Linked DNA regions of Mus musculus: regions 2 and 3 are each linked to region 1. The links are chromatin loops, found by intact Hi-C in ENCODE. Cell type or tissue: left cerebral cortex. All regions are shown on one strand. Links, peaks and the distances in the headings refer to the core of each region. The heading gives the core; the rest is flanking DNA.

Region 1 (10,138 bases), core at 1-8,000:
ATATACAATTTTTTAAAATAAGCACCCAAACCCTCACCCAGCTATATAAAGCTTAAGCACTCCAATTTCTAAGGGTACACCCACTCTAAACAAGTTAATGGCCAGCCGGCTGTGGTATGCACCTTTGATGCCAGCACTCAGAGGCAGGGGCATGTGGATCTCTGAGTTCAAAGCCAGCCTAGTCTACAGAGTGACTTCCAGGACAAACAGCCTGTGCTACACAGAGAAACCCTGTCTTAGGGGTGGGGGTCGGGGGGGAATAAGAGTCAATTTCAAATCTGAGAATGACTAAAAGAAGAAAATGAAATAATTTTTTCTTACCTGAAAACTTCTTTGGCAAGAGCCTCATCCAATGTTTTAAACAAAAAATAAGAAACTATATGAAAGGCATCACGGTTCAGTTTGTCAAACATATTCCTAGTGGTTTAAAGTGAAAAAGCAAAGAAAAATGATTAATAAAGCTATTCAGCCTCAAAAACTGCCTAGATATTGCACTAAAGCCCTACAGTATCATAACTACCAACGAGTTCACTCACACTGGTATTTTTCATTCTCAAGAGGTCAAGGCAAATTATTTTTTCTCATTTAGGTACATTTTATACACAACTGAAAAGCATACAAGCGGGGAGGGACTTGTTAGTGAGGGAGGGAACGGCAATAGAGATGTAAAGTGAGTAAATAATGAAGGGGGGGGGGGAAGACAAGCATACAAGCTTTTGTTTTTGTTTGTGAAAACAGAGATCCAAATAAAAAACTAGCCTTTGCTTTATTGCTATGAACATTAAACAGAGAGGGACGGAAAGCTAATTAACTTGCAGAGAATACACCCTCTGATGGCATTTACATAGTAGTAGTAACAAAAGCTAACATTTTTGGAGAACTTGATATATATTGGGTAACATTTTAGACCTTTTACAGACAGCAAATTCTTCTTTAAGTACTATACTATTTTCTTAAGATATATTTTAATAATTTGATTGTCCTCAGCTATACATACAAAGCTTCAATCTAGAAGCTAGAAAAACTGCCTCCTCCCCAAAATATCCCAGGTCAGGTGTATATTCAACAAGTGTTGAATGAACACATATACCACCTCCAACTCCCCTTTCCTTCCCACTGCTAATTTACGGTGGTGTGGATAGCTATGCAGGTCTCCTTCCCCTCTAGTCCACTCCCTAACAAAACTAACGAGACTTTCAAAATGCAGTCTTTAAGACAAATTCCTTGGACTGAAACAATTTATAAGAACAGAAGTTAACATATGCCCATATAAACTATAAACTCATAGAATTACAAACAAAAAGTCTGCCACAGATGTGAACAGAATTTGTTGTTTTTAAGTAAACATGATATGATATTCACCCTCAAAGTTATAGTTAAGTTTGATTTGGTAATTGTCTAGTAGTTACTACTATTAGCATATGTAGTGCTTTGGTTAGAAGTCTGTTCTAGGTGGCTCAGCAGGTAAAGGTGCTTGCCACTAAGCCTTACTACCTGAGTTCCATCCCTGGGACACCCACATGGTGGCAGGAAAGACTTGACTCCACACAAATATTGAGAGAAATCAAGAATAGATGAGACACCTAAGGAAAGGAACTTGCCTCCCAGAAATGCAAGCCTGAAGATCTGAATTCTATTCCCAAACTCAAGTAAATAAATCGTCTAACTACACATTGTCCTTTGACCTGCACACACTTGCTGTGGCTCGCACTTGCACACTCACAGACAATAAATGAAACAAAAACTAAGAAACAGATGAATAACTGGGAATGGTGGTACATACTTCTACCACACCTGACACTTGGAGGTGGAGGCAGAAGGATTAGGAGATTAAGGTCATATCTGGAGTTTGAGACCAGCCTGAGATATTAAAACCTTTTTCTCCAAAAAAGAAAAAAAAAAAAAGGAAGAAAAAGAAGGAGGAAGAGGAAAAAGAAGGAAGAGGAGGAGGAAGGGGAAGATGAGGAGGAAAAAGGAGGAGGAAGAGAAAGAAAGGAAGAAAGGAAGAAAGAAAAAAGGAAGGAAAGAAAGAGAGAGAGAGAGAGAGAGAGAGATTAAAAATAAGATACCTAGGTGCATTAACACAACCATTAGAACTGAAATTATACTGACAAAATACATGCAGGCACAATGGCACACTCCTGCAATCAATCCCAGCACTCCAGAAGCCAAGGCAAGAGGATTATCACAAGCACAAGACCAGCTGGGAGCAGAGTCTCATGCCTTTAGTCCCAGTACCTAGGAAACAGAGGCAAATGGATCTCTCATGAGTCTGAAGCCAACCCAGTCTACATAATGCATTCCAGGACAGCCAGAGAGCTAAATAGTGAGACCCTGTCTTGGAAAAAAAAAAAAAAAAACAAAAATTGAAGAAAAACAAAAAGATAACAATTAAATAGATGGGGGCAACAGATGACGGATCTATCCCCAGATTATTCTTGTCCTTGGTGAGGAACATGAGGAACATAACAGAAACTGTCTCCAGCCCGGTTTCTTTTTTCTTTTCTTTTCTTTTCTTTTCTTTTCTTTTCTTTTCTTTCCTTTTCTTTTCGAGACAGAGTTTCTCTGTAGCCCTGGCTGTCCTGGAACTCACTCTGTAGACCAGGCTAGCCTTGAACTCAGAAATCCACCTGCCTCTGCCTCCCGAGTGCTGGGATTAAAGGCATGCACCGTCATGCCCAGCCAGCCCTGTTTCTGGAAACTTCATCACCCTATTCTGGTAGCATAGTTATGTGAGGGCTGAAATGTAACAGCAGCAAAAGTTTCTGAAAATGCATCAACCAAAAGTTAACATGATATCAACACTTAAGCAAGAGAGGCAAACAGAGCTGGAGGCCATGGTATATAATCATCCATCTCAAAGGAAAAAAATGGGGGAGCATCCTTTAGTATGCAAATTTACTTTCGTCCCTAATAGTAAAATTACATGTATGCCATGGAATTGCTTTAAAATAACATGTATAACCTACTACAAGTGAATGATTGCATACTATCATATACCTACTTAACTGAGGTTGCATAAAAATGTCTAAAGCATCAAAAAACAAAACAAAGTTAATTTAACTAGGGATGGTTGGTGGGACGTTTTAATCCCCAGCACATAAGAGGCAAGGGCAGGCTGGTATCTGAGTTCAAGGCTAGCCTGTCCACAAAAAGAGGTCCAGAAGCCTTGTCTTGAAAAATAAACAAACAAACAAAAACAAAAATCAAACAAAAGACAAAATTCATTGAGACTGGAGAGATGTCTCAGGTTACTAACAGTGTCTGCGCCTCCAAAAAGACACGGGTTCAATTCCCAGAATCCACATGGCAGATCTAAACTGTAACTCCAGTCCCAGAAGATCTGACAACCTCACACAAGACATACAAGCAAGCAAAACAGCAATCTGGAGGAGCAAGGCGATGGAATTAAAATCCCAGCACACCTCCCATTACTACAGAGAGGGGGGTTTTGTCTCAAAATAAAAATAATAGTAGCCGGGCGGTGGTGGCGCACGCCTTTAATCCCAGCACTTGGGAGGCAGAGGCAGACGGATTTCTGAGTTCAAGGCCAGCCTGGTCTACAAAGTGAGTTCCAGGACAGCCAGGGCTATACAGAGAAACCCTGTCTCGAAAAAAAAAAATAGTAATAATGGTGATGATGGTGATATAGTAATAATAGAATCATTCTTTCCATTAAATTATAAGGAGGAAAGGGGGCCTGAAACCGGAAGCTCGTGTCTAAAGTATACAAATATAAACAAAGTATTTCTTTTTGTGATCGCAACCATAACTGAAGTGGCAAAGGAAAGGGTATCGGCTTTTGATTTTCATTCCCACACATTATTATGTTTTTGCTAGCTGTAACATGTTTTAGTTCGGATTCAAAGTTTAAACCCACAGTTAACTACTTATAAGATGTTTGCATATATAGTTCCCCGACGCCTCCCACCAACTACAGACCACGAAGGCAGGGTTAAGCGGGCCCGCCGTTGTGCCTCAACTGCAGAGCACGCCTCTAAAGCGTCCCGCACCCGCATCCCTTACACTGGTGACGACCAGTCCCCCACCACAGGGTTCTGCCGCCAGTGACTGGACGCCAAGGACCGCGCCACCGCCCCAGATCTCCTTACTCTCCAAGGTGCGCGTGCGGCACCATCTTCCCGCCGAACGTGATGCTGGAGCTCGGATCCAAGCCCAGCGCCTGCAGGTACATCCAGAGATGCTGCTTCTCGAAAGCGGAGTCCCGGGCCGAGCTCATGCTTTCCACGGGCAGGGCGACTGTGACGGAGGAAAACGAAGGCACCGAAGCCGTGAGGACCCTTGGACCCCTCCTACAGGCATCCCGGGGTGACGACAACCCCTCTGCGGCGGCCGCCCGCTGCCTCCTCTCCGAGAGCCATCCCACCACAAAAGGCCGAACGCGCCCAGAAAAACAGACAGTGACTGCAGCGCTCCACGCAAACCAAGACTCCCGCGCTTGCGGAAGACTACACTGCGCAGGCGCAGGCGCAGTCCCGACTTCCGGGACTGGTCTTCCTAAGAGGACTCAATCTCCCACCATGCAATGCATCCCTGTCTCCGGGCACATGAAGTCCCTGAGAGAAACTATAAGACCCACAAAGCATTGCGTGACCAGCCAATTGCCCCAAGGTCCGGAAACCGGGTGTTTTCTAGAGCCCTCCCGGCCTTAGTTCCGGATTCTTTGCGTTTTAGGTTTCTGTTGCTCGGGTTGTGATTGCTGTTCAGTAAAAGCTACATTGTAGCTCCTTATAGTGAGTGATGCAGGTGTATGGCCCTAAACAAATCATCTTTTCCTTTATTTTAAGACAGGGTCTTGTCCGGTGGAGGCAGCGGTGTACTCCTTTAATCCCAGTACTCAGAGGAGAAGAACTTTGTTAGTTCGAGAACACTACTGATTTCCGGGACAGCCAGAGCTACACAAAGAAACCCTGTCTCGAAATAAAACAAAGCAAAACCAAAAAGGCAGGATCTTGCTATGTAGCTCTAACTTTATGTAGCGCAGTCTGGCGTCGAAGACTGTACCTGCCTTCCTACTATATGAATTAATGGGCAAGAGTCACAGGGGCCGATGGAGTTGTTCATTGATCACCTCATCTAGAGTGCTTGGCAAAATTTTTATTATCAAATGTTTCTTTGGTCGTGGAGGTTGCAAGTCGAGATTTCTTTTAGCCTCCTCTGGCCTTGAACTCCCTTCCCAAAGGAAGATGACCCTGAATTCCTAATTCTGGAATGCTCTCCATCTTTGTGGGAGGCACCACCAGCCATACTTCAACTTGCTGTACTAGAAATCTGTCTCTCACCGGGCAGCACTTGGGAGGAGAAGACAGGCGGATTTCTGAGTTGCAGGCCAGCCTGGTCTACAGAGTGAGTTCCAGGACAGCCAGAGCTATTCAGAGAAACCCTATCTCGAATAACAACTACAACAAAGTCTGTCTCTCTGCTGAGTGTCAGGAGTCATAATGGGACAAGCATCATCCTGAAGTGGTCTACTTCGGATTATTAGATGACCTGCGACAGGTGCACCCTTATTAAGCAAGGCTGTAAGGAATTCATTTTAGGGAAGATTCCTGCTATTAATATTGCTTTTCCTGTTATTATTAAAAATATATAACAATCACTAAGTAGTAGCACACCCCTTTGGAGCAGATCTCTGCAGATCCATGAAGATGTATTGTCTTGTAGTGATGCCATATAGACAAATAGATGACTTAAGTCATCATGATGATCCTATAAGAATTCCTAAAATTTTATCTGTGATTATTAAGCTCATTTTTACTGGGACTCCTATTAAGTCGTTTTTGATAGTCAAAACTGCAATGAGAACTCGGCCAATTTTCCACATGTTACCAGTTCTTAGATGGTAACCAGATTTTCTCCTATTCAGAGCACATTCCAAGAGGTGATAAAACAATTAACCAAAAGTCATATAAAGGGAACTAATGATTTATTATAGGTGCTAGGACAGAAGATAAAATATTGACTGGGTTTATCTATACAAAACTTCACTAATAACTTAGTTATGGTTTTAAACCTTCAGTGAACCTGTGGAGCTGAGACAGGTGATGGATGTTTAGCCAGAAAATTATTCCTAATGGATACGAATGTAGACATTCTCTATTGTAAACTTCTATTTCAATTTATGATTTGATTTTTTGTGTGAACTTTGTGATCATGTATTCTGAAAGATGTATAGGTACTGAAGACAAATGAGAAAGAAGAATTTTTTAAAGCCTTTCCCCACTTAGACTAGAATTTTTTGCCTTTCCCCCCTTAGAAGAATTTTTCCCTTTTCCTTTTCCCACTTAGGATCTTTTCGCTTTTCCCCTTAGATGGCTTCCATAGGAAACTTTTTACAACTTAGTAATAAATGCTATAATAACTTTTCTAAGTGTCCCTTTTTCTTCCTGTGACTTCTGACTAGCAGGCTGAAAGTTAGAGCCCAGCAGTTCCTGCCGAGATGGAACAAAGGCACATTGTTTAATCCTCTGCTGTTAGGCTACAGTTATTAATCACCTAAACCAGCAGTCTTTTACCCTCAGAAGGACGTTTTAGAAGTTATCATCAGCATTTCAGTACAGTTAGAGAGCTAGAAAGCCCCAAGACCTCAGACTTTAAAGCCATCACCAGAGTCCTACTCTATGACTCCACCACTACACTCTCCAGGCTAGGAGGCTCCCTTCACCTAAGTATACAGCTTCCCCTTCCAGCACCCTGAACTTCTGGCTATTCTTTCTCGAACATCCCTTGTATAACAAGTCCTTCGAGGTAGGGAACTATCATATTTCACATTACCATATCAAGCAGTTATTGCCTCCTGACTTACTAAAAGCACCAGTTCCTGTAAAATTAAGTTCCTGTAGTTTGCAAGGAGGCCATCTGTAAGCTTTCCAAAGCACCAGAGTTCATTCTAAGATCTGACATTGCTCACAGGAAGTTTTGGTGTTTGATTATTATCCACATAGGTGACTTTTTAAATATCCCAGCCTCTCAGTTAACTGACCTTGTTTAAGTCTGTCTTCCATTCTGCTCATGGTATAAAACCCTTTATGTTGTCAATTTTGCTCTAACACTTCCATAATCTCAACCTCCTAACCTTGAAGCCCAACCCCTCCACATCTCATATATTCACACATGAATTTGTGGAACTACACAGATGTACAGGATTCAATTTGCTGGATTTGTTATCCATATAAATATTCAAATTATCCTTTATTTGGACAATGAGGACTTACTCAAATTTCCAAGAAATTGAAGGCTCATTTTGGGCAGTTCCTGTGCAGACCTGAAATCAGCCATTTCTTCCAGAACCCCTGCTTTAGTGAGAAATCATACTTTGTGACCATGACCTGGGCAAAAAGGACATTCATAGTTACTAAAATATGTATTTATATTTTAGTTTATAGAATATATTTAGCTACTTAATACTTGATACTGTTTTGTGACCAGCAATGTTTTGTGCCACTAACCTCACAAATTCAGTTGTTGATATAATCTTTTCGTGCATTGTGTGAAGGTTGTCTTTGTATATTCAAATATTGAATGCTGTACCAGCAGATAGCTGAGTACTGTCCACATTTTGGTTTTGTTATTCTTACAAATTATCACCTACCCCAATATTTTGTAATACCTTCCTCACTTACTAGTTGATTTAATAAAAATATGAAAGTCAATAGCTGCCAGGAGAGGAAAGGCAGAACTTCTTAGCAGAGAGAGAGTTTCTGGGAGAAGAACCAGATGTGGGGATTCACCAGCATGACATGGGATTGAAGGAGAAAGACAGGAAAAGGGCCATATGGAGGGACAGAGGCCAGGATTTGGTGGAGTATAATAGCTGAGAAACTGCCCAGCTATAGTACCTAGGCTTTTAAAAACAGCAAGTCTCCATTTCCTTATTCCATCCACTGGAAGTCCAGAGAAAGTCCTGCTATATTCAGTGTCTTAATCTTTATAGTAAATCCAGCACTGAGGCAAGTTAAGAAGGTTTTTTTGTTTTTGTTTTTGTTTTTGTTTTTGTTTTTGTTTTTTTAATTTTAAGAGGACCTGGGAAGGGGAAAGAACCATACACTTTAGGATCTAGTTTTGTGTTTCCTGATGACTGAGTCAACAAGTATCAAGGCAACTGCTAGAACCCAAATTGCCTGCAAAGGAAGTGCTTGTTTTCATGAACACAGCTCAATGAGAAGGTTTGGGTGTGTGGAGATACCGTTTCATTATGTATTCCTAGCCTATGTAGAACTCACTACGGAAACCAGCCTGGCCTTGAACTCCCAAAGATGTGCCTGCCTCTGCCTCCCGAATGTACCTGGCTTAAATGAGAATATTTAAACCACAAACTACAGTTACTTAAGACTAGCAAGACTGTGGCCTTGAGTTTAAATACATTAGCACTCTTTTGCTGCCCTTAAACCTAAACAATGCACTTCCAAAAAGAGACAATTTCGTGTGCAAAAGAAACTTTGTTGATGGTGTTATCTTTCTTGAGACAGAGACTCCTGTAAAATAGCATGGTCTCAAATTCACTATGTAGTAGAGGCTGGCCTTGGACTCTGATCCTCCTGCCTCCTACCTCTCAAAACCTTCAGAGTTCTAGGATTAAAGATATGCAACACCAGGCCCAACTGGAAAAATTTCAAGATAGGAAAAGTAAGTAAAGAACCTCTAGTACTTTTTACTTAATTTTTAAATTTCTCTTGATCTTAAAACCTTTTTGTAAATTACATCCTCTGAGCACAGTGACATAGAAGGCCATGGAGTCACACACTTGAGCATTTCCTCTAGATGTGGTGGTGATGGCTTTAACCCCAGCACTCAGGAGGCAGAGGCAGGAGAATCTCTGAATTCGAAGCCAGCCTGTTCTAAGTAGTGAGTTCCAGGACAGCCAGGGCTACACAGGGAAACCCTGTCTCAAAAAAAAAAAAAAAAAAAAAAAGAATGTCCTAAGAAAGAGAAATTAGCAATGTTCAGGTTTTTTGTTTTTGTTTTTGTTTTTCGAGACAGGGTTTCTCTGTGTAGCCCTGGCTGTCCTGGAACTCACTCTGTAGACTAGGCTGGCCTCAAACTCAGAAATCCGCCTGCCTCTGCCTCCCGAGTGCTGGGATTAAAGGCGTGCACCGCCACGCCAGGCTGCAATGTTCAGTTTTTAAAAAGGCTCTCTGGTCCACTTTTATGCTACCCAATTTCTATATTTTTATTACGTGTGTGTGTGAGAACAGTTTGCGAGAGTCACTCTATCGTGTAGGTTCTAAAGAGTCACATTCAGATCACCAGGTTTGGCAGGGAGCCCTTTACCCGTTAAGCCATCTCACTGACCTACAGCCAAACGTTATTGTAAAGGCATTTCAGCAATTAAACATTAAGGAATTGTATGAAATGACACAGTGTGCAGAACAGGATCTCTTACAAAGGGTCATGTCATTTACTACTGAGATCAAGCAGCCAAACAGGAGGAGATGAACGTTTACTAAAGCCACAGGGAGAAAACACAGGCAAACATTTAGTATGTGTTTACATATTATGTTTTCAATAAAATATGTTATTTTGATCATTCTGAGACAGGATTTTGCTAAGTATCTCTGTCTGTCTGTCTGTCTGTCTGTCTGTCTGTCTGTCTGTCATGATTCAGTGTAACTCAAGCTGGGCTTACTTTTTAGTTTTCCAGATCTTAATCTGGCTTTGAACTTGCTGTGTAACTGAGGCTCATCTTGAACTCCTGATATTCTAGCTCCACTTCCTACATGCTGAGATTACAGATGGGAGCCACATATATGCCTCATTCAAGCCATGATTTTGATATGTAACTCAGCAACACTAAATATGTTCACAATGTCGTCCAACTATCACCATCATTCACTACAGAGACTTTTCTCAGTCACGTAAAATATCTTGTCTGTTTATGGCACAGGGTAAAACAGTAGCTCCTTGATCCATTTCTTCATTTCTGCCCTTTTATTTGAGGGTAGTTTTTGTTGTTGTTGCTGTTAGTTGATTTGGCTGTTAGAACATTTGCTTTCCCCTAATATTTTCTTTTTGGCTGGAGCCATCCAGTCTACACTACTGTATTTCACAGCTCCCTTTTTACCTCCCTGTGTGTTGAAGGTGGAACCCAGGGCCTTTGAACTCGCTAACCACAAGCTTA
Region 2 (10,638 bases), core at 1,837-9,836, 140 kb after region 1:
CTCTTCATCCTCTTTTCTGAGACAGGGTCACATGAATCAGAGGCTGGCCTAGAACTAGATCTGCAGCCAAGGCTGACCTTGAATTTTTGATCCTTCTGCTTTTACCTCTGGAGGTATAGGTACCCCCATCCTGAGCGTGCCTTTTTAAAAGAAAAATGAAGCCAGCCAACATTTCTACCCTATACCCGGAGGGAAGGAACTACCTAGGAGGCAGGTCCTCTTGTAGGAAGGAAAGCCTGCTTATCACCTCCATACTGTTTACCCAACAGGTCCATAGTCTCTGTCTGCATCAGCTCCTGCCTCCAGGTTCCTGCGCTGTTTGAATTCTTGTTCTGGCTTCCTCCAGTGATGAGTACAATGTAGAAGTATAAACCTTTTCCTCCCAACTTGCTTTTGGGTCATGGTGTTTCATCACAGCAAAAGAAATCCTAAGACAACATTGCGAATTAGTAAAGTATTTTCATTGGGAAAAATCCTTCTACTCAATGGAAGAGGAAAAGTTAAGTGAGCAGCCCCCAGACGGAGAGAAAGAAAGCGACTGAAGCACAGGCCTATCTGTGTAAACTGTTCATCATTTTTTGTTTCTTTTTTCCTCTTCACCCTCTATCCTCACTTCTTTGTTTTTGTTTTATTTATGGCACTGAGAAGTGGACCCAGTGCTAAACAATTCCTCTCTACCTCTGAACCACACCCTCATCTTTCATCCACCTTCGTTAATTTCTGAGACTACTCTTCATGCTTTTCTATGATCGGTTCTGTGCACCTAGAAAGAAAAGGCCCCACGAGCTCACATGCGACCTTGTCCCCACGAGCTCACATGCGACCTTGTCCCCACAGGGCAATGTTTAGGAGATTTTGAAGGGAACAGGGAGAATGAGGAAAATGACACCTGTAAGATGTAGCCGTGAAGAGGGCCACCGAATCCGAATCCTCCTGCCTATTTAGTGCTTTAGCCTTGCAAATCCACACTCTCCAGTGATCTTAAGCACTCACTCAGCAGGCCGGGAGCTAGAATGACACTTCCTTTTTCAGAGGGTTGGCCAGAATACTCCTGTGTACCCTCCTCTTTTTGTGAAGCCGGGTCAGCCTGGGACCTCGTACATGCTAGGCAAGAGGGCTGCAACGGAGCTACGCCCTCATCCCTTATGTATGTTTTTATTTATTTAGCGACAGGGTTTCACTAGGTAGCCTGGGAGGCTTGGAACTCACAGGGATTTATGTGCCTCTGCCTCCTGAATGCCGGGATTAAATGCATGTGCCACCATGCCTGGCCTGTACGTATGCTCGTATCTATAAGTTAAATAAAACTCTAATGCTCTAATGATTATAACAGCTATATGTTGATTGGGCTCTCCAGTTCTCTTCCAGCTTTTTAGAAAAATAACTTGTTTTTTTTTTTTTTTTGGTAAGGATTTATTCATTTTATATTATATATGTGTGTTTCTGATCATTTGTATGTACACCGTGTTTGTGCAGATGATTGCAGAGGCCAGAAGAGGGCATTGTGTCTCCCAGAACTGGAGTCTCAGGTTCTCTGTAAGAATAAGTATTCTTAATCTTGGGCCCGTGTGTTCATCACCTATTTATTTTTTTTAATTGAACATTAAATTTTGTCTTTATTCTTTAGAATTTCATTCATGTACACAATGAGAAATGATCCTATGTATTCCCACCCAAACATATGTTTATTCTATTAGGTCCAGTTAGTGCTGCCCACATGGCCATGGGTGAGGGACAATCCACTGGAAGTGGACTCTGGCACTGGACTCTGGCAAGTGGCTAGGTCTCCAAAAAAGGACTCTTTTCTCCCGAGCAACTATTAACTGCAAATAGTTCCTCAGGAAGGATAGCCAAACCATTCTATATTAAACGTCAAAGTGAATTTACTTATCCTGGATGTGCATGTGCAAGAGTGATCAAGGACATGCAAAATAAAGGATGGCTGGCTCAGATGAAAAGTTAAACTTGCAAGTTTACTCTAGGAGATATTGGGAAGGAAACAGAGATGAAAAAATTATGGTAAAACTTTAGGATGATGAAAACAGTAAGAAAAAATTTAAAAAATTACAGATTTTCTCAAATCTTGTAATCCATCATGTGGAAAAAAATAACTTCTTTGAATTTCCTTTCTTTCTCTCTTTCTTTCTTTGTCTCTCTCTCTTTCTGTCTTTCCTTCCTTCTTTCTTCTTTCTCTTATAAGTAGGAAAAGGTTTTGGCATTTCTGTCTTAGTTAGGGTCACTGTAAGTGGCCAAAAGCAATTCGGAAAGGAGAGGGTTTATTTGGCTTACACGTCCACACCACTGTGCATTGTTGGAAGAAGTCAGAAGAGGAACTCAAGAAGGTCTAGAAGCTGGAGGCAGGAGCTGATGTAGAAGCCTTAAGGAATGGCTTGCTCCCCAGGGTTTGCTCAACCTGTGTCCTGGCTAGTTTTATGTCAACTTGACACAAGCTAGAGTCATTGTAGAAGAGGGAGCCTCAGTTGAGAAAAGCCAGCACACTGACTTTACTGCTTTTAAAGGGTCTCATAGTTTTAATTTTTATTTATATGAATGGTGGTATGCCTGTGGGTGAATATGTACATGTATGTATGGGTAACACTGGAGGCCTGAAAAGGCTGTGTCTTAGTCAGAGTTTTACTGCTGTTAGCAGACACGGTGACCAAGGCAACTCTCACAAGGACAACATTTAATTGGGGCTGGCTTACAGGTTCAGAGGGTCAGTCCATTATCATCAAGGCAGGAGCATGGCAACATCCAGGCAGGTATGGTACAGGAGGAGCTGAGAGTTCTACATCTTCATCTGAAGGCTGATAAGAGAAGACTGGCTCCCATGTGGTTAGGAGGAGGGTCTTAAAGCCACATCCACACTTCCTCTAACAAGGCCAACCCTCCAAATAGTGCCACTCCCTGGGGCAAGCATTTTCAAAGTACCACAGGTAAGTCATCTCTCTAGCATCTGACCTTCTGATTTACAAGTCCCAGAGAATGGGGGATGGGGAGAAGGGGAGGCCCTTTCAGTGCCTGAGGGCTAGTGATATGCAGCCATCAGAGGGACAGATCCAACCTAGGGTCTCACTCTAGCCGAATAAGTTCTCTCCTATTAAGTTAAACCCATAGCTCCGATTAAACATTTTGGAAGCCTTGGTGAGGAAGTAGAAGAAGTCCACAAGTTGGTTGGACAGTGGTGGCGCACACCTTTAATCCCAGCGCTTGGGAGGCAGAGGCAGGTGGGTTTCTGAGTTCGAGGCCAGCCTGGTCTACAGAGTGAGTTTCAAGACAGCCAGGGCTATATAGAGAAACCCTGTCTCGAAAAAAACCAAACCAACCAACCAAACAAACAAACAAACAAAAAAAGAAGTCCACAAGCTAGGTTTTCAAATATGAATGTGTCCCTTAACGTTTCTGCTGGCTGGACTGTTAGGATGCTTCCAGGGCCCTAGATCAACTCCTAACTATTGTTAATGGAACCATATTTATATCACTGTTTCTTCTTGAATCAATTCTGACTGCGAATGTGGTTAGGAAAATGGTGTCTGCTATAGAAGTCAAAAGCCAAAACTTTTCAAACCTGCAGTTAACTTCAGAAATAGACAACCAGGCACATATCAACCAGACTTAACATTATTACACTTGTTAGCAAAAACCGTGAGCAAATGAAAGAGAAACTCTCAGCAAAGTGACCACTATGAACACGGGAGTTCACCCGCTACGCACACATATTTAAAATAATTTAATGAACTTTTTGTTTTTCGAGACAAGGTTTTTTTTTTTCTGTATAGATAGCCCTGGCTGTCTTGGAACTCACTCTGTAGACCAGGCTGGCCTCGAACTCAGAAAATGCCTGCCTCTGCCTCCCAAGTGCTGAGATTAAAGGAATGCGCCACCACTGCTCGGCTTAATGAAATTTTTAACAGCATACAAAGAAAAGGGTTTCACTAAGACATGCTCAAAAACATCAGTCACTTTTGTTCTACTCCCCCCCCCCCCAGCCACCCCTGCCGCCTAATCTGTCTTTTGCCAAGAGGAAAAAAGTTGTAACTTATTTTAAGCTATTTGTTCCTTGAAAAATTGATACCCTAAAAAAATTGTCACCAAGTGGTAGCACAAGTCTTTAATTCCAGCAATGGAGGGTGAGTGTTTAAGGCCAGCCTGATTTACAAATAAGACTTGCAGGAAATGCCAGGGCTAAATAGTGAGACCCTACACACCACCTTACCTTCTGCCAAACAAACAAAACAAATTAAAATATTTTGTCAAAATTTCATTACAGTGAAGACTCTCCAATTCCGTCCTTCAGTACCTGCAGAACTGAAAATTGGGTGCTAAAGAGATTATTATTTCAGAGTACTTGCTGCTCTCTTTAGGACCAGAGTCAAATCCTCAGCACTCTGTCCTGAGGCTCACAACCATCAGCTTCAGAATGTTTACCTCGAGATCTAGGTTACCTTTGAGAGGCAGCAAATTACGATTATCTAAACTAAAGAGTTACTCGTTTGGCGTTATCAAAATCTGGATAGAAGTAGAGAAAGACAACGCAGCTAAGGTCTCTCAGAGGTCTTTGGATGGCTTAGAGAAGGGCAGCCCTCCAGTGTCACTCAGACTTTGGGGTCACACAATTATGGGTGGAACTTCCAGCCTCTACTAAAGAGAAACTGCAAGTCTCTCTAGGCTTTTTTTTTTCTTTCATTGACCTTGAGCTATTCTAAGTCACTTTCTCATTCTCTGAAAACCTGAGCCTGGAGAGGCGGTAGTCACCTGCCACAGGCAACCGCAACAAAACAAAACAAAACAAAACAAAACAAAACAAAACAAAACAAAACAAAACAAAACAAAACAAAACACCGCAGAACAAACAGAAAGGTTACAACTAGCGCCAGGAGAGCTGGAGGACTCTCGCTTCGGCGTCGGGATTCTAAGGAGCGCCCCGAGGTCCGCCAGAATTCTGCCAGGAGGAGGGCGCTCGCGGGGCGGGGCACAAGCGCAGAGGCGTGGCCTGAGCCTGAGGCTTGGTAGGAGTCTGGGGGCGTGGGTCAACCTCTGGGTGGAGCCCAACCACAGGGGCGTGGCTCTAGCGGGGCGGGTCCGACCTCGGACCCCACCCCCCGCGTCCTTTCTACCGCCCCCGCAGAAGGAAAGGGAGAGGGACGGAGGGAGGGAAAGTGGTGTTCTGTGGAAAAGAGCGGAAGGAAGGGAAGGCAAAAAAGAATAGGGAACAGAAACATGGCGGTCTGTGGTCCGGACAGTCTCGCCCCGGGCAGTGCCTAGACGTCGGTCCTCCCGCAGCGCCCGCGGCCCGCGAGCCCTTCGGTCGGCAGTTGCCCTCGCTGCAGGCTGTCCCCTGGAGACCCGGCCGCGCGGAGGCGCAGGCGCAGAGGGGCCCCGGAGTCCCGGCCCTGCCAGCGGAGGGTGCCCAGGCCGCGTAGCCGGCGCTTTCTCACCCCAGGAAGCTCCGGTGTCGGACAGTCGCCGACTGGGCCGGCGCAGGTGAGTCCGCACCGCTGCCCTGCCCGATTCCTCCCGCTCCGCCAGGCCGCTCAGGTAGCGTGCGGGACCGCGCGGGAGGAGGGGAGCGGCCGGCTGGCCTAGTCGCTGAGTGAGTGGGCGGGAGGTCCCCGGAGCCCGCGGGCTGCCGTTCGGAGAGGCTGCGGCCGGAGGGCCTCGAGAGGATCGACTCGGTGCAGGGACCGGGCCTGGCCTCTGCCGCCGGGGTGAGGCGGGAACCAGGCTCTCCGGCCCTGGCCCGGCCGGCGGGGTGCTGAGCGGTGGCAGCTGGGGTGGAGCGTAAGGATCCGTGGACGCTGCGGAGGTGGAGGTACCGGGGTGCAGGCAGGTGCCGCAGGTGAATCCAGGGCATTTCCTCCTCTGCCGGACCGTGGCTGATGTTTAGGGCTGCTTTGTTGGGGATAACTTATAGGAAGGCTCCATTCAGCTCTGGAGTGACTAAACTCAAATAAAGCCAACTAATGAGCCCCTAAGTGCTGACTCTTGTAAGAGCCGTAACTTTAAAGCATTGGAGATGCTGTCACCTCTTCCCCCTCCCCTTTTTGTGATTCGTAGGCCGTTTCCCTCCCGAAGAATGTGCTTGGAGAGAACAAATAAGGAATGACCCAGTTTTTAAAATGCCGCCCCCCCAACCCCCGCTCCCCTTCAAATTTCGTTGGTTTCACACGGGAAAATTTAAGGCAGTTACTGTAGTTACTTGAGCAAATGTGAGAGAAGGCGTCATTCCTGCCTACTGAGAGCACAACTTGCTGTGCGATTTTGTCTAGAGAGGTCATGCACTGTAGTCTGAGCAGTTGACGTACTTAGGCTACTTAATTGTGTGCAAACTCGAGTCCCTAGAAATAGGTCTTGCCGTCTTATCTCCATGCTTCCAAGAAGCAAGCTAGAAAAGATCCTTAGGTGTAGTGTCCTGTTGGCCAGGTTTTCAGTAAACATTTCATTTGATTTGATAACCATGTAAATATACTAAACTACCTCGAATCTAGAACTCATTATGTGACTTTTTTGTTAAAAAAAATTTGCAAAAGGAAAACTTTTTATCATAGTCATTATAACCATAAAACCCACTATATTTTCTGCTTTGCTCTCAATATTAATGTTAAAAAGTTAGCAAACTGCCTTCTTGATAAGACTGGGAACTTAGAAATCTCAGACATAATCTTAGATTTGTGCTCATGAATATGACCTGCCTCTTACTGGATTGCTCTTTTAGTTAGTGGCAATAGGTTTTCTGCTATTCAGTCCACTCCTTTGACCATTTACTATTTATAAAGAAATGGATTGAGATTAAGGGGTCTAATCCTCTTTATTACCGGTCTTGGAGAAGTGATCCCATGTCATTTGATTTTTGGCCAGTAGTACCTTGCTTGGAGTATAATTGTTTGTTTATTTGAATAATAGAAAAGATGTGTCAGAAATGTTGATGTTTTGTATTTTAATAATTTACTCCTGTGTAATTTGTAAACGAGTGCATTCTGGTGGGAATAAACACAGCGTTTGTAGTATAAACTTGAGCTTGTAGCTGAAGAAATTTGTGGAAAAGTTGTGGGTGGAGACTATTCTTAAAAACAAATGTTTTAAAGTACAAGGAACTGCCGCGTTGTGTGGGCTGTGACAGTTGAGGATGGCAGGTTTGGATGGTTATTTGGGCAAGAGCTCTGTCTAAGGAAACACATACTGCATCGTAGGAACCGGCAGTTTGTAACTTTTGCATGGTAAGTAATGACAAGGCACTTTTGCTTTTTTGTGTACCTGCCAGTTTAGACTGAAGCATCTCATATTTTCATTGGTGTTCCCTGCTAAGACAAATACCACATTGGTTTCGCTGCTCACTTTGAAAGCTACATTTTTGCCTTGTTCTTGAACCTTAGCTACAGGTTGTAAAGGGAAAAAGAAAGCAGCTGCGTCAGTGGCAGTTGTCGCCCTCATCCGACTGCTCTGATCTGAAAACAGAGTGTCTGTTATAACTTGAACTTCTAGTAGAAAATGCTTGCAGAAAATTTAGGACACAAGTTTTCATAACGCATGAATTAAAATGTTACCTTTTTAAGGACTGTGCTGCACAAGCCATGCCTTCTTTCAGATGGTCTGTGTTATAGATTTGTATCAGTGGGATGCCTTGGTCGAATGGGAAGTTTCTTTAGCAGTTAAACTTTGGGAAGCCAGGTGTGGTGCTGCATTCTTGAAATCCCCCCAGCACTTGGAAGGTGGAGGCAGGATGACTGTGTAGAAGTGAGGCCAGCCTTTCTACCCAGCATTCCATGACAGCTTGGGTTAAGTGGTGACACTGTGTTTAGAAGAAACAACAGAGCACCACAAAAGACAATTGAAAATCAGGGAGGAATGCCCTGTATGATAGCCTAGGAAAAGAGGTCTTTTAGCATCATGGTATAAGGAATTCCAAGTTTACTTTATTATTATTATTTAAGATTTATAATAGTATTTGTGGGAAGAAGGCCTTGAATTTTCTGAAATCCTCCTGCTTTTGCCTTAGTGTGGGACTAAAGGCATGCCTACTTTTTTGGGGAGAGGGCATTGAGGGGATGTATAAAGTCCTGGTATATAGTTTAGGCAAGCCTATGCTTGCTGTTGTCGTAAATGCTGGGAGAGGTAAATGCCTAGGTAACCTTGAACTTAACCACACAGCTGAGGATGACCTTAAACTCTTCTGCCTCCTATTCCCAAATGCAGGGCTTGCAGGTCGTCCTCACTGTGGTCTGCTCAGACTTTCATTTTCCCTCCAGTTGCTCTTATATCTCTTTTTTCTTTTTTTCCCATGTACATTCATAGTATTTGCTAAGAAAGCTGGAGATACTTTCTCCTTTCAAGTTGGATGACTTTTATCTGTCCCTGTTTCGCTGCTGCTGCTTGCATTACTGCTGTGGAGGAAAGGCAGTGCAATTCTCATTCATAACTTTTGTGCTTTACTATGATGTTTTTAGTTAAACCCAGAGCCTTATACATAATGAACATTGTCTCGACTGCTAAGTCATACCTCCAGCTCACATATGTAGTTTAGACATTTGGTGGCCCTGCACTAAAAGGGAGAACAGTAAGTGGGATCATATAGCTGGGCACGAACGCACATGCCCGTAACCCCAGTATTTAGAAGATGGCAACAGGAGGATCAAGACTAGCTGGAGCTTAGGGTAAGGTTGAGGCCAGCCTAGCTAGTCAAGATCCTGCCTCAGAAAACAAAGTAAGGGCCAGTGAGACAGCTGAGCATGTAAGGCACTTGTTACCAACCCTAATGACCTGAATTTGATCCGTAGACCCCACATGGTAGGAGCAAAGCGACACCTGCAAGTTGTCTTTCGATCTACATACATGCACTATACCATTAGACAAATGAAAACAAAGGAAAAAACAAAACAAAACAACAACAACAAAAAAAAGCCCCAAGAACAACATGGTATGGTTTTGGTGTATGCCTGTTGTCCTAGTACTTGGGAGACTGAAGTGAGAGAGTTATGAGTTCAAAGCCAATCTGGGCTATGAGACCCTGTCTCAAAAAAGCAGTAAGGGAAAGAAATACAACAACAAAGGGGAGTAGGTAAAAGAAGTGGGGAAAAAGGCAAAGCACAGAAAATATTTGTGAAACTATAATAGTAGATGTGTGCACTATTCATCTGTTCAAAGCCATAGGATTAATACCACCAAGAGGGACCCTGTACACTAGAGACTCTAGATGATGACAGTGTGTGGACATCACACATTCTCCAGTTATTAATACAGCTAACACTTTGAAGAGGGTGTTTATAGTGGAGGTGGCTATGCACTGGTGAGATTATATGGGAACTGTAGTATCTATAGCTGGGCTAATCAATTGCAGTCTGGCCGTGGATTCCAGACCTCCTGCCTGCCACTGATTCCCGAGTGATAGAATTACAGGTGTGTGCCACCATGCTGGCTCTTGATTTTTTTGTTGCTCTAGATTTCTCTCTGTTAAAATTGCTAAAATGTACATTCAGTGATACCTGAGGAGGTTGAAGGAATAGATTAGATCTGAAGTCTGTGGTGCTGGGAACTCAGCTTGGGTCCTTTGGAAAGTGGCAAGTATTAACTGTCGGGCCATCTCTCCAGCCTTCCTGCCACTTGCCCTTCCTGCTTCCTTATGGTTACGTTTGCCTTTCTTTTTGTCTTTAAAGTTTTATTTTTATTATTTTTGATCATGTACATGTATGTGTCTGAGTGTAGGTATGTATATATGAGTGTAGCTGCCTGCAGATGCCAGAGGAGTGTCCACCATCAGTCCTCAAATTCATGTACTAGTAGCTGTAAGTGATATCAACCCATCTGTGTTGAGTATATTTGTTGTTTTAATTCTGGACAAAGCTCACCAATAAGCTTCTTTACTCACGGAGCTAGCTATCTCCTGATTCCCCTGTACTGTGCTTGAAAGTAGTTCTGGGGCTGGAGAAATGACTTTGCAGATAAGAACACTTGTTCTTGCAAAGGACCTGGGTTTGGTTCCCAACACCCACATGTAACCTCTAGTTCCAGGAGCTTGTTGGGTCTTCCAACTCTTCTGACCTTGACAGGGGTAAGACATTCAGATACAGAAATACATCTTTTTAAAAAAGTAGTTGTGAACAAAAATCTCCATTTGGCTCCCTCTCAAATGTTTTGTTCTTATTTGTTTATTGAATGAGATTTTGCTTGCTGTATGTCCCAAGCTGGCCTGCAGTTCACAGTATGCATGGATGGGCCTTGCACTCATGGCAATTCTTTCTTTAGCATGCCATGATTAGAAGTATGTGCCACTAAACAAGCCCCACTTTCCTCCTGAATGAATAAACCTGAAAAGCTTTATTTTGTTTTGGAAAGAGTGTAGAGAGGGAGTTTACAAGATCAAAACAGACCTATCACAGTTAACTGGAGGTTGCTTGGGAATTGGCTAATGGAACAAAACAGAAGGTGGATTTTTTTTAAAGCGTCCTGTACATTACATTTGGAACCTTCTTTTACCTGGTGATCATATACATCAGAATTTAGCTAGATTCCCAGCCCCTACATAGGAGATTTTAATATATAGAAGGGTGAATTATTCAGATGGCTAGTAAGATGGCTCAGTGGATAAGGTTGCTTGTGCCAAGCTGCCAACCTGAATTTGATCCCCAGCTCCTGCATGGTGGA
Region 3 (10,638 bases), core at 1,781-9,780, 85 kb after region 1:
ATAACCCCCATGACCAGTTCACAGTGGCTTTTCCTTGTGGGACTGAACGTAGGATAAGCAAGTGCTCTCCTGGCGAGCCACACCCTAGCCTACCTTTCATTTGACCTCACTCAGTAACCAGGCAGGCTTTAATTCCAGATTCTCCTGCTTTATCCCGACCAACAGAACCACATCCAGCTAACAATGGTTTCTTAACTAGTATATTTCAGAAGTTCTCCACTTCACCCCACTCGCTAAACCTGTGTTTTCCAATACAGCCTCAACGCAATCCTCTGTTCCAAACCTTTCAAAGCTAGGTTTGGTGGTTCCTGCCTATAATCCTAGCACTTAGGAGACAGAGATGGATCTCTGAGTTTGAGAACAGCCTAGTTTACAGGGTAAGACACTATCTCAAAAGGGGGCAGGGGGCTTTAAAAATGTTTCATGTCCGTCCCTCATAGTAAAATCCAAGGCTATAAATCACATTTTTGACCCACCTATTCTCCAGTTACAACTCCTGCTCCTTCACCTTTGCCCCAGCGGAACCACACGCTGCCTGCCTGGAGGCTCAGGCACACTAGAGTGGGAAGATACTCTACATCATTAAAGCATGAGACCTCCCGTCACAAAGGGTGTTTAGGAGGAGAATGGTTTCACCATGGAAACATTGTATCCAGACTCCATTTGTATAATTCTATATCTCCTAATCCTTGCTCCAGTGACAGAAGGATTCAAAATGCCACAGGGTCTCAGCCTGTAATCTTGGTTGGCCTGGAGCTTGCCATGTAGAGCAGGTTAACCTTTGAAGTTGAGGTTTTCCTTCTATCTCTGCCTCCCAAGGGTAAGGAGCACATGTCCAGATAAATAGCTTGACTTTTTATTGTTCAGCATTCTGTTTTGTTTTTGACGAATATAAAGCAGGGCATGGTGGCACACAAGCCTGTGCATAGAATTCTTTTTTTCAAACTATTTATTTATTTATTTATTGTTTTTTTCAAGACAGGGTTTCTCTATATAGCCCTGGCTGTCCTGGAACTCACTCTGTAGACCAGGCTGGCCTCGAACTCAGAAATCTGCCTGCTTCTGCCTCCCAAGGGCTGGGGTTAAAGGCCTGTGCCACCACACCCAGTTTCATTGGCTGATTTACTTCCATGTATGTCTATATAAGGGTGTTGGATCCCCTGGAACATGGGTTACAGACCGTTGTGAGCTGTCACGTGGGTGCTGGGAATTGAATTCAGGTCGTCTGGAACAGTACCCACTGCTCTTAACCGCTAAGCCATCTCTCCAGCCCCTCCCGTCCACGCCTTTAATTTCAATGCTCAGGAAACTAAAGCATGCTCTCTGTGAGTTCAAAGTAAGTTTGGCCTACCTGGCAAACACCAGGCCAGTCAGGGTTATGTAGTGAGAGTCTGTCTTTAAAAAAGAAGAAGAAGAAGGAGGAGGAGGAGGAGGAGGAGGAGGAGGAGGAGGAGGAGGAGGAGGAGAAGGAGAAGGAGAAGGAGAAGGAGAAGGAGAAGAAGAAGAAGAAGAAGAAAGAAAGAAGAAGAAGAAGAAGAAGAAGAAGAAGAAGAAGAAGAAGAAGAAGAAGAAAGAAAGAAGAAGAAGAAGAAGAAGAAAGAAGAAAGAAGAAGAAAGAAGAAAGAAGAAGAAAGAAGAAGAAGAAGAAGAAGAAGAAGAAGAAGAAGAAGAAGAAGAAGAAGAAGAAGAAGAAGAAGAAGAAGAAGAAGAAGAAGAAGAAGAAAAGAAATAGAAGAAGAAGGGCTAAGCATGGTGTCACAGGTGTGCAACCCCAGCTCTTGGGAGGTAGGGGCAGAAGAATGAGGCATTCAGGTTCATCCTTGACTAAGTGAGTTTGAAGCTAGTATATATGGAAGATTTGAACATTTTCCGCAGAAGACAAGTAACTGTGCAGTAGCACTTGGGGACATACTCACTAGAGATCAGGGAACTTTGAACACAAGCCAGAGATACCACTACACTTCCACCAGAATAGCTGGAAACCTGCAGCTGCGAAGGCCTGGGCACCACACTCATACACCTCTATTGATAGTCAGAACTCAGAAGTACTTTTTTTTTTTTTTTTTTTTTTTTTGGTTTTTTGAGACATGGTTTCTCTGTATAGCCCTGGCGATACTGGAACTCACTTTGTAGACCAGGCTGGCCGCAAACTCAGAAATCTGCCGGCCTCTGCCCCCCAAGTGCTGGGATTAAAGGCGTACGCCATCACCGCCCAGCTCAGAAGTACTTTCATAAAAGCCTGTAGATGTAGCCTGGTGTAGAGTTGTAGTCTACCATGCACAAGGCCCTGAGCTCAGGCAAAAGCAACGTCTAGTGTGACTTCTTCCAGTTTAATTCACATCAGCCAACATACACTGTGCACCAGAGGCTGGCTAAGAGGAAGAGAATGATAAACAGAACATGGTGGCAGCCACTTGGGAAATGGAGGCAGGAAGATGAAGGGTTTGAGAGCACCCATGGCTACACAGCAAGACTCATGTTTAAAAAGAAAATCTGGAAGATGTAGGCTAGTGGTAGAAAGCTTGAGTGGTAGGTATGAGATATTCAAGACCTGTCTTAGTCAGGGTTTTACTGCTGTGAACAGACACCATGACCAAGGCAACTCATAAGGACAGCATTTAATTGGAGATGGTTTACAGTTTCAGAGGTTCAGTCCATTATCAGCAAGGCAAGATCATGGCAGCATCCAGGCAGGCATGGTGCAAGAGCTGCTGAGAGTTCTACATTTTAATCTGAAAGCTGCTAGCAGAATACTGACTTCCAGGCAGCTAGGATGAGGGTCTTAAAGCCCACACCCACAGAGCCACACATACTTCAATAAGGCCACTCCTAATAGTGCCACTCCCTGGGCCAAGGATATACAAACCATCACTGGGGTGGGGATAGTGTTTCTCAAGTTAGGGTCTCACTATGTATCCCTGGCTGTGTTGGAACTCACCATGTGGACCAGGTTAGCTTCAAACACTAGGTGCTGGGGTTTAAGGTGTGCACCGCCTTAAATAATTGTAAAATGATTTGTTTTCTGTTTCACTATGTGTGTGCATATGCCCTTGAATATGGGTAGCCTCGGGAGCCAGAAGAGGCAGGATCAGATCCCCAGAGCTGGGCTTGTAGCCTGTTCTCAGCTCTCCAATCTCCGTCGTGGGAACCAAACTCTAGCAAGTGCTCTTACGCCCTGAGTCATCTCTCCAGCCCCCACACTGTTTTTGTCTTATGTTTTCATACTTGTTTTTGTCTGTTTTAGACATAGTCTCACTCTATAACCCAAGCTACCTCATAGTACAGGTTACCGCTTACTCACGGCAATCCTTCGCCGCAGATTCCCGAATAAAGGGGCACCGAAAATGGATCTGACTCTAAAACTGGTTCTTTGAGTAAAGTCCTTGCGGCTGGAGCACGAAGATCCAAATTCCAGTCCCCAGAATTCATAGAAACGTTGGATGGGCATGGCCACCAGCCTCTAACCCTATCTCGTGAGGAACAAGGCTCCCAGGAATAAACTGGCTAGTTAAATAGCCTAACTGATTAACTCCAGGTTCAATTGAGATACCCTGGATCAATGAATAAGGACGAAAACGATCAAAGAAAACCCCAGCGTCGGCCTGGGACCTCCACAGTCACGCGTGCCCATCAGCATCCTCCCACAACCATTCCACGTGCAGATGGTTCTTTTTTGTTCTCTTACTAGCAGGAGGAGCGGGCACCTGTGCCGCTGCGCATGCATGGAGGTCTGAGGCCAACTTGTGGAGTTGGCTGTCTCCTTCCACCTTTATGTGGGTTTCTAAGTTCTTCAGGGTTGTGTGGCAAACATCTTTCTCCACTAAGCCATGTCACTGCTTCTCCCCAACCGCCGGCTGTTTTGGATATTGAGTTGCATAGGATGTCTTGTATCTTGCTATTTGGGAAGAATGAATTTGAACGTATGATTTCCCTGTCTCTACCTCCCAAGTGCTAGGGTTACATGCCTGGTACAAAGCCAAGAATTATGCACTTGTCTCTTTTTATTTCTGGTTGTTTTGTTTTGAGATGATACCTGTAGCTTGGCTGTCCTCCCTAGCAGCTCTTGCTGGCTGTCCTGTCTCGCTTGCTTTGTAAATCAGTTTGGCCTTGAATTCAACAGAGATCTGCATCTGGTTCCTGAGTGCTGAGATTTAAAAGTGTGCACCACCACACCTGGCTCTCTTTCTACTCTGCACTGTCTACTCTTTCCTCCTCCCCTGCCCTTCAACACAGATACGTAATTGCTTGGGATTCAACCCAGCACCTTTGGGCTAGAGAGGCGGCTTTGAAGTTGAGAGCATTTGGCGTTCTTGCAGAGGACCTGAATTCACCTTCTAGTACCAACATGGGCTAACTCATAACCACCGTTAACTCCATCCAAGGGATATGGCGCCCTCTTCTGGCTTCCATGTACACTTAGACACACACAAACATGTAAACACATATACACAGGTAAATATATAAATAAGGATGTAGAAACCTATGGATTTATCTGGAGGATATCATCCTGAGTGAGGTAACCCAATCACAAAAGAAGTCACTTGATACGCACTCACTGATAAGTGTATATTAGCCCAGAAACCTAGAATACCCAAGATACAATTTGCAAAACACAAGAAAATCAAGACCAAGGCGTGGATATTTCATTTCTCCCTAGGATAGGGAATAAAATACCCATGGAAGGAGTTACAGAGACAAAGTTTGGAGCTAAGACGAAAGGATGAACCATCCAGAGACTGCCCCACCTGGGGGTCCATCCCATAATCAGCCACCAAACACTATTACATATGCCAGCAAGATTTTGCTGAAAGGACCCTGAAATAGCTGTCTCCTGTGAGGCTATGCCAGTGCCTGGCAAATACAGAAGTGGATGCTCACAGTCATCTATAGGATGAAACACAGGGCCCCCAATGGAGGAGCTAGAGAAAGTACCCAAGGAGCTAAAGGGGTCTGCAACCCTATAGGTGGAACAACAATATGAACTACCCAGTACCCCCAGAGCTCATGTCTCTAGCTGCATATGTAGCAGAAGATGGCCTACTCGGCCATCAGTGGGAAGAGAGGCCCCTTGGTCTTGCAAACTTTATATGCCTCAGTACAGGGGAAAGCCAGGGCCAAGAAGTGGGAGTGGGTGGGTAGGGGAGCAGGGCAGGGGGAAGGTATAGGGGACTTTTGGGATAGCATTTGAAATGTAAATGAAGAAAATATCTAATAAAAAATTAAAAAAAAAAAAGAATGTAGAAACCTTTCACACTCCAGGTAAGTGCCCTACATCCTTGGCTGTCCCACACACACCAAGAAAGCTCCACAGAAAAGGTGGCGTGAGCCGCTCCTGAAACACAAAGGGCAGTTCATCTATGGAGTACACTGATCCCTTCACAAGTACGTGAACTGCTCAGTAACTAACTACACATGGGCTTTGTGATAGAACTAAGACACCCCACGCTAGGTGAGGGGTGCAGGCTTGTAATACCAGCTCATAGGAGGGGTAGAACCTGTGGGGTCAAGAATTCAAAATTCAGGCTGGAGAAGTGTCTCAATGATTATGAACACTTGCTGATTTTTGCAAAGGATCTGGGTTCAAGGCCCAGTACCCACATGGTGGCTCATAACCATCCCTAACTCTAGCTGCCTCTGTGGGCATCGAGTATGCACGTGGTGCACAGACACACATGCAAGCAAAACCTCATGCATATAAAAATGAAATACATTTTTTTGGAGACAGTTTCTTTGTGTAGCCCTGGCTGTCCTGGGACTTTCCTCAGACCAGGCTGGCTTTAAACTCAAAGATTCACCTGCTTGTGTCTCCCGAGTTCTGGGGTTAAAGGCGTGCTCCCCAAGCCCAACTTGAAATGAATATTTTTTTTAAATTATTTTAAAGAGTTAAAAGTCATTCTCAGTTACAAAGTAAGTTGGGAGCCAGCCTTGTCTACATATATCCTTGTAAAAAAAAAAATCAAACAAAACATATGGAGAACACATTTTTCGACACAGATGAGAGAATTGGGGGGTATAATCAGCAAGAACATACAGTTCTAAGTACATGACTAGGCAAACCAGATTCAGACAGTGGGACATGGAGCAACGCGGGAAGACAAGCCAGAGCTTCAAAATGCATCACCTTTGTCTCCCACTTTCTGGGTCTTGAGTGACATCTACTGGGCAAGTAGGGAAACTACAACTACTAGACTTTCTTCCCCCACTCCCATTCCCTTTTTTCCTTTTCTTTGTTTCTTTTCTCTTTCTCCAGACAGTGTTTCTCTGTGCAGCTCTGGCTGTCCTGGAATGCACCTGTAGACCAAGGTGACCTCAAACTCAGAGACTTGCCTGCTTCTGCCTCCCGAGTGATGGGATTAAAGGCATAGGACACCACTTCACAACAGATTTCTCATTATATTTATGTTCAAGGAAAAAAAGTTCCTTTCAATCCCAGAACTCAGAAGGCAGAGGCAGGCCTACTTCTGTGGGTTCAAGGCCAGCCTGGTCTACAGAGTGAGTTATAGAACAGCCCAGGCTACACAGAGAAACCCTGTATTGGAAACAAACAAACAACAAAAAAGGAATATATAAACAGTTTTAGGGTTTTTGTTGTTGTTGTTGTTGTTGATTTGTTTCACTGAAACAAAATCTCATGTAGCCAAATGTCATCAAACTTTATAGGTAGCCAAGGATAACCTTAAACTCTGTTCCTGTTTCCTTCCAAGAGCTAGGCATGCACTATCATTCCCAATTTAGTTCATGCTGGGATCGAACCCGGAACTAGATGGAAAGAGCCTATTGCTGAAGACATCACACACTTTGAGAGCAGGATGTAGACGTCAACTCTGGAAGTGTGTTGGGAGCTTCTTCCTTGTGACTTTCTTAGTGCTGGAGATACAAGCAGACTGCTGGGGAGAACTGGCAGTGGGTTTTCCTCAGCTGGTACCTTGCCTCCTTTTCTTCCAACTGAGAGGTAAGACATGCCCATTAGTACAATAATGGCAGACCTCTCATGGAAATGACGAACCATATTCTTATTACTACTACTATTATTGAATCTGAGGCCTGGTCCACCAGAGGGAACTCAAATCTAGCACTATAAATCTGGTCAAATGCCTGAGGCTGGGTTGCAGGGTCACAGCCCCTAGTGGGGAAGCTAGTGTTATTGATTTGCCATATAAACATGAAGTTCCTGTCATGTTGCCTTCTAAATATTTATATCTGTGTTCATAGATTTGTGCTGTTGGCTTTGGTCATAGAAACTTCTTTTTGTATTGGGCAATGGTTGCTACAGAGAATCCTGACAATGCAGAAGAGTGGGTGGGAATCTAAGTGCTGGGTAAAGGTGTGGAGTGTTGTGTAATGCTGTCTTCTGGGCATGACAGGACTGTTACATTCTTGAATTCTCAGTAGTTGGGACCACAGATTAGGTCCGTTAAAATTCCATCACGAGGTCTCTTCTCTTTCTGAGGATAATTGTTGCTAGGGAGAAGGGACTCAAGTTGCTTAACCCCTCCAGGAGGATCTATAGGCAATTTGCTGGGAAAAGAAAAGATTTGATTCAGGAGTAGAGACACTGATAGGGTTCACCCGCTCCTGTAAATAACCCTTACTTATGCTTCTGTAAGCAATTGTAATGTCTCTCACTGAGTCATCTAAAAGCAAACAAAGCAATGGGGGAAACATGAAGATGCAAAGGCAATTAGGTGAGAAAGGAAGGGCATCCATGGGACTAGGAAAAGAACAAGAAAGGTGATTGGAGGCTGGAGATGTGGGTCAGTGGTCAAGAGCACTGACTGCTCTTCCAGAGGGCCTGAGTTCAAGTCTCAGCAACCACATAGTGACTCACAACCATCTGTAATGGCATACATTCATGCAGGAAGAACAGTTAAACACATAAAATAAAATAAAATCAGAAAAAAGAAAAATATTTTAAAAAAAAAAGGAAAGGAAAGAAAGAGCTGGGTGGTAGTGGTGGCGGTGGTGGTGGTGGTGGTGGTGGTGGTGCATGCCTTTGATCCCAGCACTGGGGAGGTAGAGGCAGGTGGATCACCATCACAGATGAGTTTGTGGTCCGCCTGGTCAACAGAGCAAATTCCAGGACAGCCAGGCATGCACAGAGAAACCCTGTGTTTTCTTTGTGTCTCAAAAAAAAACAATAAATAAGTAGAGACAAACAGACAGTTGTAGATTGTTTGTTTGTTTGTTTTTGTTTAAAGAATAGAACATGTCTTAAGATTCTAGTTGAGTCCATCTGAAGTTAGAAACCAGCACAGAACAGCATCCTTCTCTCTGCGAATGATTAGTGAGCACATGAGAACTCAAATGAACTGATGAAGAAAGCCAAGTACTGACTTAGACAAGGAAGCAGCAAAAGGAATATGATGGTCGGTGGTTCTGATGCCAAGGTCCCATCCCCCAATTGGTTCTTGATCAATCAATAAAGATGCCTAGGGCCAATTGCTTGGTGGAAGGAAAGAGGTGGGACTTCCGGGTCCCCACAGGCAGGCTAAGAGTTGCAGGAAAAGAAAGGGGGATTTTCACCATGCTTCAGAAGGAGAAAAAGTGACCCAGTCATGTGAGATTGTAGGTGGTAAGGCCATAGGCTGCTTCCCCAGGCAGGAGATTAGAATTGCAACTATGTGGAGGGCAGTTTTGGATTGCTGAACAAGGAAAGGTAACTGATCGACTAAAGTTGAAGGCAGATTTAGGGTGCTGGGCTAAGAATACTGGGAGGAGCACACTAGCCATGGGAGAGTAGAAGCTCCTAGCAACTGAGCCATAAGGCAGGTTGAAAATTAAACTAATGTGTGTGTTCATCCGTGGATCCAAGGGAACCTGGGTGGAGCTACATGCAACATTCAGTAAGTTGGAGGAAATGCTAAAAAACATGGAGGGAAAAATTCACTAAGGAAACAAGATTGAAAAAGAACTAAACAGAAATGCTGAAAATGAACCAATCAACAAAATTAGAAACACATTGGGAAGTATTAATACACAGGCCATGCAGAAAAATGAGTTTTAGGCACGAAAGAGAGGGTCAAAACAGTAATAATTTCAGTAAAATAGAAGAAACAAAAATGGGCTGGAGAGAGGGCTCAGCAGTTGAGCACTGACTGCTCTTCCAGAGGTCCTGAGTTTAAATCCCAGCAACCACATAAGTGGCTCACAACCATCTGTAATGGGATCCCATGCCCTCTTCTGGTGTGTCTGAAGAGAGTGATAGTCTACTCATGTACATAAAACAAATAAATAAATCTCTAAAAGAAAACAAAGAACATAAGCAAAGAGCATGGGCAAACCATCTGGGATACACTGGGAAGAAACCAATCCTAGGAAACTACACTGTAGAAAAGGAGATGAGCTAAATAAAGACACAGATTGTTTGTTTGTTTGTTTGTTTGTTTGTTCAATGAAATTATAGCAAAAAATCCCCCAAACCTAGAGAAGAAAATGGATATCTAAACAAGGAGACACTTAGAACTCCAAATGCACATGTCCATAGAAGATCTCCACAGTCTATCAGTGAAGACACCAAAACTACCAAGTAAAGAGATGATGTGAAAAGCTGCAAGAGAGAAGCACCAACTCAGACACCAAAACAGACACATCAAGGCTGGGAAGCATGGCGCACACACCTTCAGTCTCGGCACTAATGAGACAGACCCTGCCTCACATATGATGCATCTATACTATATTATTAATTATATTATTGTGTATATGATATATATAAACCAAGCACATCCGAATAACATAAGACGATCATCAGTAACTCTAAAAGCCAAGAAAGCATAAAGTGAAATATTTCAAACCCTGAAAGTAAATAATTACTAACCAACAATTTGCTATACAAAACAAAATTATCTCTTAACATTGATGGGAAAATATAAACATTTCAAGACAGGCACAGATGAAGGCCTGTCTTTTACATTACAACAAAGCCAACATTGCAGAAAATACTAAAGGGATGGATATGCACAGAAGAACGAGAAAGACAGCTATCAAAGGTAGCTTCAGCTGTCACCATGGCACAACGGTAACCTGGGAAGAGTGGAACTCAACGGAGGGATTGCTTGGATCCTATTATTCCATAGCTTTGTCTGTGGAGAATTGTCTTGAATGTTGTAGGAGAGCAAATCCTTCTATGGACAGTGCCACTCCTGCCCTGAATTGTATAATAAAGCAGGCTGAGCTAGCCAGAGGGAGCAAGCTAGTAAGCAGCATTCCTCTATGGTCAATTTTTGCTTTAAGTGCCTGGCTTCAGTTCCTGCCCTGAATTTTCTCAGTGATGGAGTGCAACCTAAGGGTTGTAGGTTGAAATAAACCCTTTTCTCCCTAAGCTGCATTTGGTCCTGGTGTTTATCACAACAACAGAAAACAAACTAAGACAAAAAAATTATTAGCGAGAGCACAGGCAAGAATACACTGGACAATGTACAAGCAGATGAACAAAGGAGGGATAAGAAGGAATACACTATGACTGACATGTGAAATCAGGAAATCCCTAGTACTAGGAGGGAGGTATAGAACAACAAACTACCAATAATCAACACAACCTTAGAAAACGACAAGTTCCACTCAATACCAGCCTTAAATGCAAATAACTTTAACACATCACTTAACAGGCAGTGGGTAACTGACTAGATTAAAAACTAAGTT

What was found. Peaks named below come from ENCODE experiments on the same cell type or tissue, not always from the same donor. Only the 100,000 strongest peaks of a DNase experiment are listed, where the experiment ranks them.
Region 2: a loop joins it to region 1, with 10 times the contacts of the local background. A loop is called at or near these places in 2 of 42 quality-filtered maps.
Region 3: it touches region 1 in a loop (3-fold over the local background); 18 of 42 quality-filtered maps call a loop at or near these places.

Annotation. Positions count from the first base shown.
Region 1 is chr4:86,607,574-86,617,711 of GRCm38, forward strand. It overlaps Haus6 (HAUS augmin-like complex, subunit 6), which reads right to left and starts at 4,482. Exons shown (of 17, transcript NM_173400.3): 1 at 4,113-4,482; 2 at 322-417. The coding sequence starts at 4,240. In left cerebral cortex, for the core only: no CTCF peak of the experiment used is centred there; a DNase peak (open chromatin) is centred at 4,554; H3K4me3 peaks cover 1,406 bases; H3K27ac peaks cover 689 bases.
Region 2 is chr4:86,743,429-86,754,066 of GRCm38, forward strand. It overlaps Dennd4c (DENN/MADD domain containing 4C), which reads left to right and starts at 5,127. Exons shown (of 32, transcript NM_184088.1): 1 at 5,127-5,484. It overlaps Gm6521 (predicted gene 6521), which reads right to left and starts at 5,976. Exons shown (of 1, transcript NR_168733.1): 1 at 4,097-5,976. It overlaps Gm42312 (a long non-coding RNA gene), which reads left to right. Exons shown (of 4, transcript XR_881403.2): 4 at 1-386. In left cerebral cortex, for the core only: a CTCF peak has its summit at 4,961; DNase peaks (open chromatin) are centred at 5,034, 5,340, 6,135 and 7,128; H3K4me3 peaks cover 2,768 bases; H3K27ac peaks cover 1,341 bases.
Region 3 is chr4:86,690,913-86,701,550 of GRCm38, forward strand. No RefSeq gene overlaps it. Among named protein-coding and RNA genes, the nearest start is that of Gm42312, 15 kb to the right of the region's middle. In left cerebral cortex, for the core only: CTCF peaks have their summits at 4,408 (motif pointing left) and 6,167 (motif pointing left); DNase peaks (open chromatin) are centred at 4,382 and 6,142.